Regions from separate parts of the Homo sapiens genome. Here region 2 is linked to region 1. Evidence: read pairs that join two places in POLR2A ChIA-PET (ENCODE). Cell type or tissue: Panc1. All regions are shown on one strand. Links, peaks and the distances in the headings refer to the core of each region. The heading gives the core; the rest is flanking DNA.

Evidence for each region. ChIA-PET counts read pairs that join two places held together with the same protein. Peaks named below come from ENCODE experiments on the same cell type or tissue, not always from the same donor. Only the 100,000 strongest peaks of a DNase experiment are listed, where the experiment ranks them.
Region 2: POLR2A ChIA-PET joins it to region 1 with 5 read pairs; 2 of 35 experiments call an interaction of 5 or more read pairs at or near these places.

What each region holds. Positions count from the first base shown.
Region 1 is chr18:77,221,302-77,226,689 of GRCh38, forward strand. No RefSeq gene overlaps it. Among named protein-coding and RNA genes, the nearest start is that of GALR1, 26 kb to the right of the region's middle. RefSeq lists an enhancer at 5,289-5,388. In Panc1, for the core only: no CTCF peak of the experiment used is centred there; DNase peaks (open chromatin) are centred at 2,530 and 2,758.
Region 2 is chr18:78,692,059-78,697,446 of GRCh38, forward strand. No RefSeq gene overlaps it. Among named protein-coding and RNA genes, the nearest start is that of LINC01896, 280 kb to the right of the region's middle. In Panc1, for the core only: no CTCF peak of the experiment used is centred there; no DNase peak of the experiment used is centred there; H3K27me3 peaks cover 1,206 bases.

The DNA of each region.
Region 1 (5,388 bases), core at 150-5,149:
CCACCACCCACCTATCCATCCACCCATCCATGCATTCCATCCATCCATTCATCCATCCATCCATCCATCCATCCATCCATCCATCCTTCTGCATATCCATTTATTTATCTGCAAATCCATCCACATATCCATTTATCCATTCACCCATCATCCACCCACCCACCACCCACCCATCTATCCACCCATCCATGCATTCCATCCGTCCATCCATCCATCCATCCATCTGCATATCCATTTATTCATCTGCAAATCCATCCATATATCCATTTATCCATTCATCTATCATCCTTCCACCCACCACTCACCCAATCCATCCATCCATCCATCCATCCATCCAGCATATAGTCAATGAGCACTTAGAGTGCCAGATATTCTGTTAGACACTGAACAAAGCAGTAAATAAGTTTAGAAATGTCTTATTCTCAATCTAGAGGAGCATTTCAACAAATATGCCGGAAATCCAGTGTCGTAGGTTCTTTGATGGAAAAAGTAGAGATGGTATGGAAGAATATGATTTGAGTACTTAACTCAGACCCAGGCTAAGAGAATGCTTCCTGAAGTCATGTCTTATAAACCAAGATTTGAAGGATCACTGGAAATGAGTAAGGCAAGGACACAGTCTATGCAAAATCTGGAAGGTTAAAAAGTGTATGATAAGTTGGAAAAACAGAAAGAAAAATATGGCACATCAGCGCTGTTTGTGTGGGGTATGTCTGGGGGTTAAGGTTGATGGAGGCAAGCTGAAAGTTGAGGCCTGGGGACTAAGATGAACTTCATCTTGAGGACAAGAAGGCTTAATGCAAGAGAATGTTCTATGTTTTTAGGAAAATCACTCTTACCTTGGGGGAGGAATTGAATTAGAAAGGGGATAAAACTGGAAACGAGAAAATAAATTTAGAGCCATATTTGAAAGTAATGAAACAGAGTTTCTTTGAAAATGGTTTGCACATCATTTTTAAAAACCAATTCAAAGTGTATTAATCAATTATGTATATTTACCATGGACAATCTATAATAAAATATTAGGTCTGTAACAAAATCTTCAGTCTCTGTAACGTTGGAGTTGGCTTTTAGTGTCCCTGAGATAGCATTACTTACAGCTACTTCTGGGCAGGCATTACTTTGCAAGGATTTGTAGATAAGTCCAGTGCCACAGTTTATTAGGGTTAGACCATGGTGAAAGGCTGAAGAAACAAATCTTAATTTATCAGAGGTAGAAATATCTTCAGATTATTTATATGCTCACCTTAGAAGGGGACAAATTGAATATTCCCCTTTAGTGGTAGTACTTCTCAAAGCTATTGCAGAAGCGTTAGTTGCTTTGGTTAGAAGGCGTGTTGCCAGCACAGCAGATGGGTGGCAGTGTCTGGATTTAGCTTTCCTCCCCTTACCTAGCATGAGCAAACAGCACTGTGACGTCAAAGGAATCAGAGTATTGTTAGAGAGTCAGATATGTTTAATATTGCAAATGTCATTTAGAAGGTATGTAATGAAATTTAATTTTAATTGTATTATACACTTTGACCTATCCCAGTTATAACAATTACAATTTTATCTTAAAAACATTACACTTGGGATAATTGTGGAGTCATATAGTCATACTTAGAATATGTTAGAACATATTAGATATTGGCTAATATCCTAGATATTAAATAACATTAAAATAACTTCATAATTACTAGGTCATTGTTTCTTCTTAAGAATTTCTTTGTGGTAGTTAGATTTAACAAACCGATTCAATTGTGTAAGCTGTGGTCAGATGGAATAAAATGGAAAGGGATATTCAAGAAATTAACTCTCTTAAAAAAGGAATGAGGTAAAATAGCTCCTTTGATCATTGGCTCTACAAGTTTGGTCCCTGGACCAGCAGCGTCACAATCCCCCAGAAACACACTAGAAATGCCCATTGCGAATCTGCTGAAGTGCTCCCCCACCCCGACAACCCCAACCTGCTGAATCAGAGCCTCTGGGGGTGGCCCAGCAATCTACATGTTAGCAGGCCTTCCAGGAAGTCCTTAGAGACTCAGTGCCTAGGTTTTTACCTGGGCTGATCATGGGGGCAGCCTCTGCCTGGCATGGACTGAAATTCCAGACTCAAAAGCAGGTGTTTAGCATACATCATGTTGTTTGCAGAAGCAGTTTAGGTACAGTGAACACCACCTTCGTCCGTTAATAGCGGTGGGGACCCTCCCCAAACCCAAGTTCCCAGATGCCAGACAAGAACCAACCCAGTAAGCGGGTCTTTCCAACCACAGCAGTCAGGCCTGAAATGTTAACTCTTTTCCACACAGTCATACAGGTGTCATAAAATGAGCTGGCAGGATTTCTTCCTTTTCTATTTTGGAAATAATTTGTGAAGAATTGTTATTATTTCTTTTCATATTTTGGGAGAATTCAAAAATTCAGGACTGGGATTTTCTTTGTGGGTAGTTTTAATTATTAAATGTAATTACTAATAAACTTAATTACTCTCTCTTTGTTATAGGTCTAATCAGATTTTCTGTTTCTCCCTGAGTCAGATTTGGTGGTTTTTGCCTTTGTAGGAATTTCTTCATTTCATATGAGTCATCTAATTTCTTGTCACACAGTTGTTTATAGCATTCTCTTAGATCCACCCCCCCCTCCCCCCGCCTTTTTTTTTTTTTTTGCAATGTTGTCTTCCAGAAGAAGTTTGGAGCTGTAATTGCAACAAAATTTGATTGGATCTGTGTTGAGGTTATAGATTAAATTTGGGATAATTACTACAGCGTATTTACAACTTTGGTCTTCATTGCTGCCTATTGTCTGTTTACACAACCTGTCTATATACTTTGTATAAACAGGAAGCATCTACTTAATCTTTGATTAACTCATAGGAAAGTTATTTATTTTTTATGTTAACCTTATGCTGAACTAACATTATGAAGTCTTTAATTTTTATAAATATTTAGTGTTTTCCTCTAAAACTTTAGACAATAACTCCATATACATAAAAATGACAGTTTTCTTCTCCTTTCCAGTGTATTGTAGCTTTTCTCTTAACTTCTTGCTATATTCTACTAATGGCAATGAGAGTGTTTCATTAATTGTCTTCTTTTTTTGTCCAGAGGTCATTTTTGCCTTCCTTTATCTGGTAGAAGTATTTCAGGAAGTTTTGTATTTCTCTTTGCTCCAAAAGAGTTTAAATTATAAAAGAAAAAAAAAATGGTGAGTTCCCTGTGAGCATGATACCTTGTCTGATGTTTTAGCGTCATGCAGAGTGTGCACAGAGCATTTCATTTTCTCCTTGTTGTGATGTGCTTGCTCATATGTTCCCTCTCTTTCCAAGTAAAGAAAGGCTGGAAAACTGCATTTTCCTATTACCTCTATTTTTTCAGCATGATAGGTATAAAGTTGTAAATTCTGCCTTAGAATTCCCATACCACCTTAAAATTTCCTTCTTATTTGTTAATTTCATTACTCACTTGCTTTTGTATCTTATTTTTTTTCACATAATATTGAGGATATTTATTTCAGACCTTAAAAAGACTAAACCGTATTCCATTTTATTAAACTGCTCTTTAAAAAATTCACAGCAAATAAATGGATTAGTTTGTAATTTTCACCATACTAATTAGATCTTTGATAAACATTATTTTTTTTTTTTTTGAGACAGAGTCTGGCTCTGTTGCCCAGGCTGGAGTGCAGTGGTGCAATCTCGGCTCACTGCAACCTCCGCCTCCCAGGTTCAAGCAATTCTCCTGCCTCAGCCTCCTGAGTAGCTGGGACTACAGGTGCGTGCCACCATGCCCGGCTAATTTTTTGTGTTTTTAGTAGCGATGGGGTTTCACCATGTTCGCCAGGCTGGTCTCGATTTCCTAACCTTGTGATCCACCTGCCTCGGCCTCCCAAAGTGTTGGGATTACAGGTGTGAGCCACTGCACCTAGCCTTTTTTTTTTTTTTTTAGAGCAAGAGTTTTTATTGTTGTTGTTGTTTTCTTTTTTTTAACTTTTAAGTTCAGGGGTACATGCATGGGTTTGTTATATAGGTAAACTTGTGTCATGGGGGTTTGTTGTACAGATTATTTCATTACCCAGGTGTTAAGCCTAGTACCTATTCATTATTTTTCCTGATCTTCTCACTCCTCCCACCCTCCACCCTCCTATGGGCCCCAGTGTGTGTTGCTCCCTTCTGTGTGTCCATGCGTTCTCATCACTTAGCTCTCACTTATACGTGAGAACATGCGTTATTTGCTGGTGAGGCTATAGAGAAAAAAATGCTTATACACTGTTGGTGGGAGTGTAAATTAGTTAAACCATTGTGGAAGACCATGTGGCAATTCCCCAAAGACCTAAAGACAGAAATACTGTTCAACCCAGCAATCTCATTACTGGGTATATACCCAGAGGAATATAAATTGTTCCATTACAAAGACACATGTACGTGCTATGTTCATTGCAGCACTATTCACAATAGCAAAGAAAATGCTGTCAATGATAGACTGGATAAAGAAAATGTGGTACATATACACCATGAAATACTATGCAGCCATTAAAAAGAACAAGATCATGTCCTTTGCAGGGACATCGATGGAGCTGGAGGCCATTATCCTTTGCAAACTAAGACAGGAACAGATAAACATGCTTAATAATAAATCTTTGTGTGTATTATTGACTTTTATCCTTAGAATTAATTGCTGTAATTGTAATTGCTGTGCTAAAAAGGAGTAATCGTATAACTTTTGGTATATTTTGACAATTTGACTTCCAGAACACTTGCTCCATTTTGCTCTCCTAGCAATTTTAGAGCTCCTATTTATCTAAATTACTGACAAATTTGGTTTTTTTCTTTCCTGGTAAATTTGATGGTGAAAATTTGTGTTATGTTATTTTTCTGTGTAATAACACACAAAATAATGTTTGGTAATACTGCTTGTGGTACATTTCTGATTTCAATGAGAATATCTTGTGTTTGGCTATGTAGTATAATGTCTCTTGCTCTTACATATGTTCTTTATCATGCTAAGGAATGTTATTAGGTCTTTTAAAATAAGAAATGGAGATTTATTTTTACTACAACCTTTAAAAAATCTTAGTCATTATATTATTTTTATTGATGTAATGAATTAGATTAAACTGTTTCTAGTTATTAAACAAACCATTCTTGGATTACAGTAATAAGCCTAACTTACTGTGGTTGATCAATAAGCATTTGTTTGACAAACATTTTTGAACAAATCATCGTTTTCTATAACACAGGATTGCATTTGCTTCTAAGTTACTAAGGTTTGCTGTATTAATGTTATGTAGGGAGGCCGAGCGAACGTTTTGATGTTGTCTTTGTACGTTTTGGTGGTGGAGCAACACCATGACTTAGATGCTGCTATTTTCATCCCCATTTTGCCAATGAAGAAACTGATGGATATGGGG
Region 2 (5,388 bases), core at 315-5,314, 1.5 Mb after region 1:
TTCTTTCCTACCTGTTGCTTTTACAAAAAAAAAAAAGTGTCACTTCACTTACAAGTAAGTATGCCTACAGGATAAATTTCTTAAGGCAAGATTACTGTGCCAAAGAGTACATGTGTAATTTTTATACTTCTTGCCAAGAGACCTCCTTAGAGGTTTTACCAAGTGACACTCCCATCACTGTTTCAAAGACCTGTTATCTCTTCAGCAGTGTGTTACCAAGCTTTTAGACCTTTGCCCATCCCGTGAGTACAAAGTGACAGCTCAGTGTTCCTTTCATGTGACTTTCTCTTACTCAGAATGAAACTGAGTATCTTTTCATGTGTCTGAGAGCCATTTGTATTTTTTCAGGCAGTTTATGTCTTATGCCCTTCATTCCATTACATTGTAGATCTTTTCTTCTTGATTTGTAAGGGCTCTTTATATATAAGGGAATTAGCTGTTTTCCTGTTATGTGAATTATAAATATTTTTGCCAGTTTGTTATTTGTCTTTTGGCTAAGAAATGAAGAAAAGTTATATAGCTGAATTTACCAACTAGTTTCTAAATGTTTATGTCATAATTTAAGATCTTTCTATATCTAAGAATATTTTTTAATACCCCCGATAGTTTCTTCTAGTACTTTCATGGTCCATTTTTTACACTTAATTTTTTTGTCCATCTGGAATTTATTTTGGTATAAAGTATGAATTATGGATCAATATTGTTTTCTAGTTCCATACTTAACTGGCTCCAAAATTGGCCCAATCAATCTCAGTGTTATATGTATTATATTTAACCTTATGAGAAGCAGATATCATCACTCCCCTTGCACATGAAGAACTGTGGCTGAGAGGAACTAAGACTCATTCCAGGCCAGGTATCGTGGCTCACGCCTATAATCCCAACACTTTGGGAGACCAAGGTAGGAGAATCGCTTGAGCCCAGGAGCCTGGCAACATAGCGAGACCCTATATCTACAAAAAAATTAAAAATTAGTGGCGTATGCCTGTGGTCCCATCTACTCAGGAGGCTGAGGATGGCTTAATCCCGGGAAGTTGAGGCTGCGGTGAGCCAAGGTTGCACCAATGCACTCCAGAACAAAAGAATCATTCCAAAGCCAGAGAGCCAGGACTTGATTCATTGAATCTGAGCCATGCTTTCTGCTTCACTGGTCACCCTCATCCTGTGCAGGTTTAACTTCCTCACCACAAGCTTTAAGCATATGCATGCAGCATTTAATGCATATCCAAAAGGACAGATCAAGAAATCAGTGGTAGACAGATAGATGATAGATAGATAGATAGATAGATAGATGATAGATAGATAGATAGATAGATAGATAGATAGATAGATAGATAGAGATAGGCAGACAGACAAGGGTGATGGATCAGTTGATCAGTAGACAGAGGAAAGAGGTCTTGAAAGACACATGGAGCAAACAGCTTCAAGGAAGACAGGTCCGTTTGAACCAGGAGTGGGAAATAGGCACACTCCGGAGCCAGGCACCAACCACTGAACTTCCTCGGGACCCATATGGGGCATGTCAACACCCCAGCATGTCCCAGCATGGAGCCCACAGGGAGAACTCCCATACAGAGCCCCCAAGGAGCCTTCACTGACACTGGGCGACCGGACCAGCAAGCACTGTCCGCACAACCAAACTGCCCGCAACAGTCACTGTGGATACTTAAGAACAAGGCTGCTGGTCCCTGCCCTGGGTCTCCTGAATTGACACCAGGATGGGGCTGGGAACACACATTCTTAACTTGTTTCTCATATATCCCTATGATCCTAACAACAGAGAACCTCTGAGCTAGGAGCTACAAAATAAACCTGGAATATTTCCTTTCCGCAAGAACCTTTAAGGAGAATGTGAGGCTTCGTTTTTCTTTCAGGGATATCTCATACTTCCCTGGATCAGAATTTTCAAGCTAATTTCCTTCTTTATAAAAATAAATGACTTGGAGCTAACTTCTTTCTAAAGTCCCTCCTGTACCTCACCTTATAGATAACCACCACCATTAAAGTATTGTGATCATATGATGTAGCCATTCCTGTTTAAAGAAGTTGGCTAAGGTATCCCAAAAGTTGACCAACACTTTGTACCATCCGTCCAGTGCCCATTTTGGAATTTTTGAAATTGGTAAGTTACTTTAAATCAGAATCTTAAATGAAGATAATTACTAAGTATCCTGGCTGTTGGATGAACATTGGTACAAATTATCTAAAGATTATAATAAGCATCTTTCTCATTAGAGCTTTTTTTTTTCTCAAAATTATAGCTCCATGAAAAGTCCAGTCAGAGTACTCTTTGAAATTTCTCAAGTTCTTACTAAAAAATTCTACAGGTCCTCAGCCGTGGTGGAAGCGGAGCAGCACATTAGTGTAACATCGTAAGGAAGATGGCTGCGGCCCACTAACCATAAGCACCTGCACCCTGCAGGGCCACCTGCTCTGGGCGTCATGCTCCATGAGACACCATGGGGTAAGTTTGGAGTCCTGACCATCACTCCAGACACATCCTGCTTAAATCACAAGCAGCACGGACTCCCCTGAGTGGCTGCCACTGGTACCCTGCAGAGGGCACGACGCGGGCCTCACACCCGGGGGCATCGGTGCCTGTTTCTTGAGTTTAAATAGCCAGGATTCTGAAGTCATTCCATAGTTATTTACTGAGGACCTACTATGCAGCAGTCATTTTTTGCTGAAATCTGGGGACACAATAATTGTCAAGAAATAGCCCTTTCCGGCTGGGCATGTTGACTCACGCCTGTAATCCCAGCACTTTGGGAGGCCGAGGAGGGCGGATCACCTGAGGTTGGGAGTTCAAGACCAGCCTGATCAACGTGGAGAAACCCCGTCTCTACTAAAAATAAAAAATTAACTCGGCATGGTGGCGCATGTCTGTAATCCCAGCTACTCAGGAGGCTGAGGCAGGAGAATTGCTTGAACCCAGGAGGTGGAGGTTGCCATGAGCCAAGATCACACCATTGCACTCCAGCTTGGGCAACAAGAGCAGAGCTCCATCTCAAAAAAAAAAAAAAAAGAAAAAAGAAAGAAGGAAACATCCCTTTCCCTGAAAGAAAATGCAGTCTCGTGGGTGAGATCAGCACAAACTTAATCAGGGCAGTTATGGAAGCATTGCAAGGAGAGGTGCCAGCCCCCCCACCCCCCAATAGTATGAGAACCATCATTGCCAAAGGAAAAGCTTCATAAAAATCATAACCTGTTTTTAACTATGTGAATGCTGATAGTGAAAAACTGGCATAGAATAGTAAATATATATATATATATGTGTATAATAGATATACGATTTTTCTTATCCCTAAGCTCACTGAAATCTGCATCGTCTCAATGCCCTGCCACGGCTTACACACATTGAGCTATTAACAGATTATAGGAAACAGCTGAAAAACTGGCCCTGAACTTACGACAGCCCACACAGCAATGAAACAGCACTGGCAAAATCAAAACATGGCTAATGGGCTAAGTTTTATTTGTTTCACTGGGTTTTTGATATTTCATTGTGTTTCGACATTCCAGATACCCTAAATCATCTCCCTCAAGTTCAAAGTCTCACAAATCTCTAGGGGAGGGGCAAAATGCCGCCAGTCTCTTTGCTAAAACATTGCAAGAGTCACCTTCACTCCAGTTCCCAACATGTTGCTCATCTCCGTCTGAGACCAGCTCAGCCTGGACTTCATTGTCCATACCACGATCAGCATTTGGTCAAAGCCATCCAATAAGTCTCTAGGAAGTTCCAAACTTTCCCACATCTTCCTGTCTTCTTCTGAGCCCTCCAAACTGTTCCAACCGCTGCCTGTTACCCAGTTCCAAAGTCACTTCCACATTTTTGGGTATCTGTGCAGCAGCACCCCACACTACTGGTACGGATTTATTGTATTAGTCTGTTCTCATGCTGCTAATAAAGACATACCCATGACTGGGTAATTTATAAAGGAAAGAGGTTTAATGAACTCGCAGTTCCATATGGCTGTGGAGGCCTCACGGTCATGGTGGAAGGTGAAAGCCAGGTCTTACATGGCAGCAGACAAGACAGAAAATGAGAACCAAGCAAAAGGGGCTGCCCTTATAAAACCATCAGATCTCATGAGACTTATTCACTATCATGAGAATAGTGTGGAGAAAACCGCCCCTGTGATTCAATTACCTCCCACCAGTTCCCTTCCACGGGAAGGGAATTATGGGAGCTACAATTCAAGATGAGATATGGGTGGGGACACAACCAAACCATATGTTGTTTGCTGAAGAAAACCAAAGTTAAGTATGGCACAAAGCTCTGAGTTAATCATTTGGGATTGTACTCAAGAGGAAAGCCATCTTACAGACAATGCTGACGAGCACTGACAAAGCGTCCAACATGAGGTGACTCCAGACTCGAGCCTTTAGCACTGCTGGGCTAAACCCGACATTGTCTTCCACTTTGGATTGTCAAGAGAGGATACGAGAATGGGTCATTATTTGTTGAAACAGAAGAAAAAAATCTTTACAAGTTACTTTTCTTAAATTATTCTGTCTCTGAAGAAAGTCAGATACCAAAGATAAATTGTATCTGATCCCAAAGTGCCTGATCTAACAGCAAATGTGAGTGACCATCATCAGTGAGCAGCTTGCTCTAGTCACAGATGGGTTTTAATTTCAAATGCCAGAATTTTGGTTGGTGCAATGCTACTTTTTCTTGCTGGAAGATTGGAACCAAATTCCTTCCAGCTTCCGGGAAGGTGGTGAGATTTAAAGCACTCTTCCTGGAGCTCTGCCACGGACAGGGCAGCTGCCAGTGGGGAGCATGCCCTGCCACCCAGCGCGCACCGCAGGCATCTCAGGAGCCCAGCCCCTCTCTGACCTCATCCTGCCGCCATCTCCACAAAACTCAGCCTCACAATCGCCCCCCGGCGCCCCAAAGCCTGCCTTCTGCAGGTTGTGTTTATGCCCCATTCAGAGCACGCACTTTCAGATCAGGCAGGTTTGGGTGAAAAACCCTGAGTTACGTGAATTTGGGCAAAGTATTTAACTTCAAGTTTCCGTTTTCTCATGTGGAAGATTAAGATACTATGGTCTGTCTTAATTTTGTCACAAAGATGAAATGATCTGTGAACATTTCTGTCATTCTCCCACACAAAACCCTCAGCAATGGTGTCGGTGGTGGTGGTGGTGAGCGCGGCGCTCCCCATGCCCACCCCAACCTTGGCCGTCTGATGTCCAGGTCCTCTTTCCTCTCTCCTGTCTGGTGAGCCACTGAGCCCTGTCAACTCCACCTGGGTCTGCGTCTGTGCCTTCACCCCTCAACTCTGAGTCTAATGGTGGCAACAGCCTCTAGCCTGAGCCCACTCCTGTCCACCGGACATGTCGGCATCCATGTCCTCGATAGACCAGGTTGGTTTCTTCCCA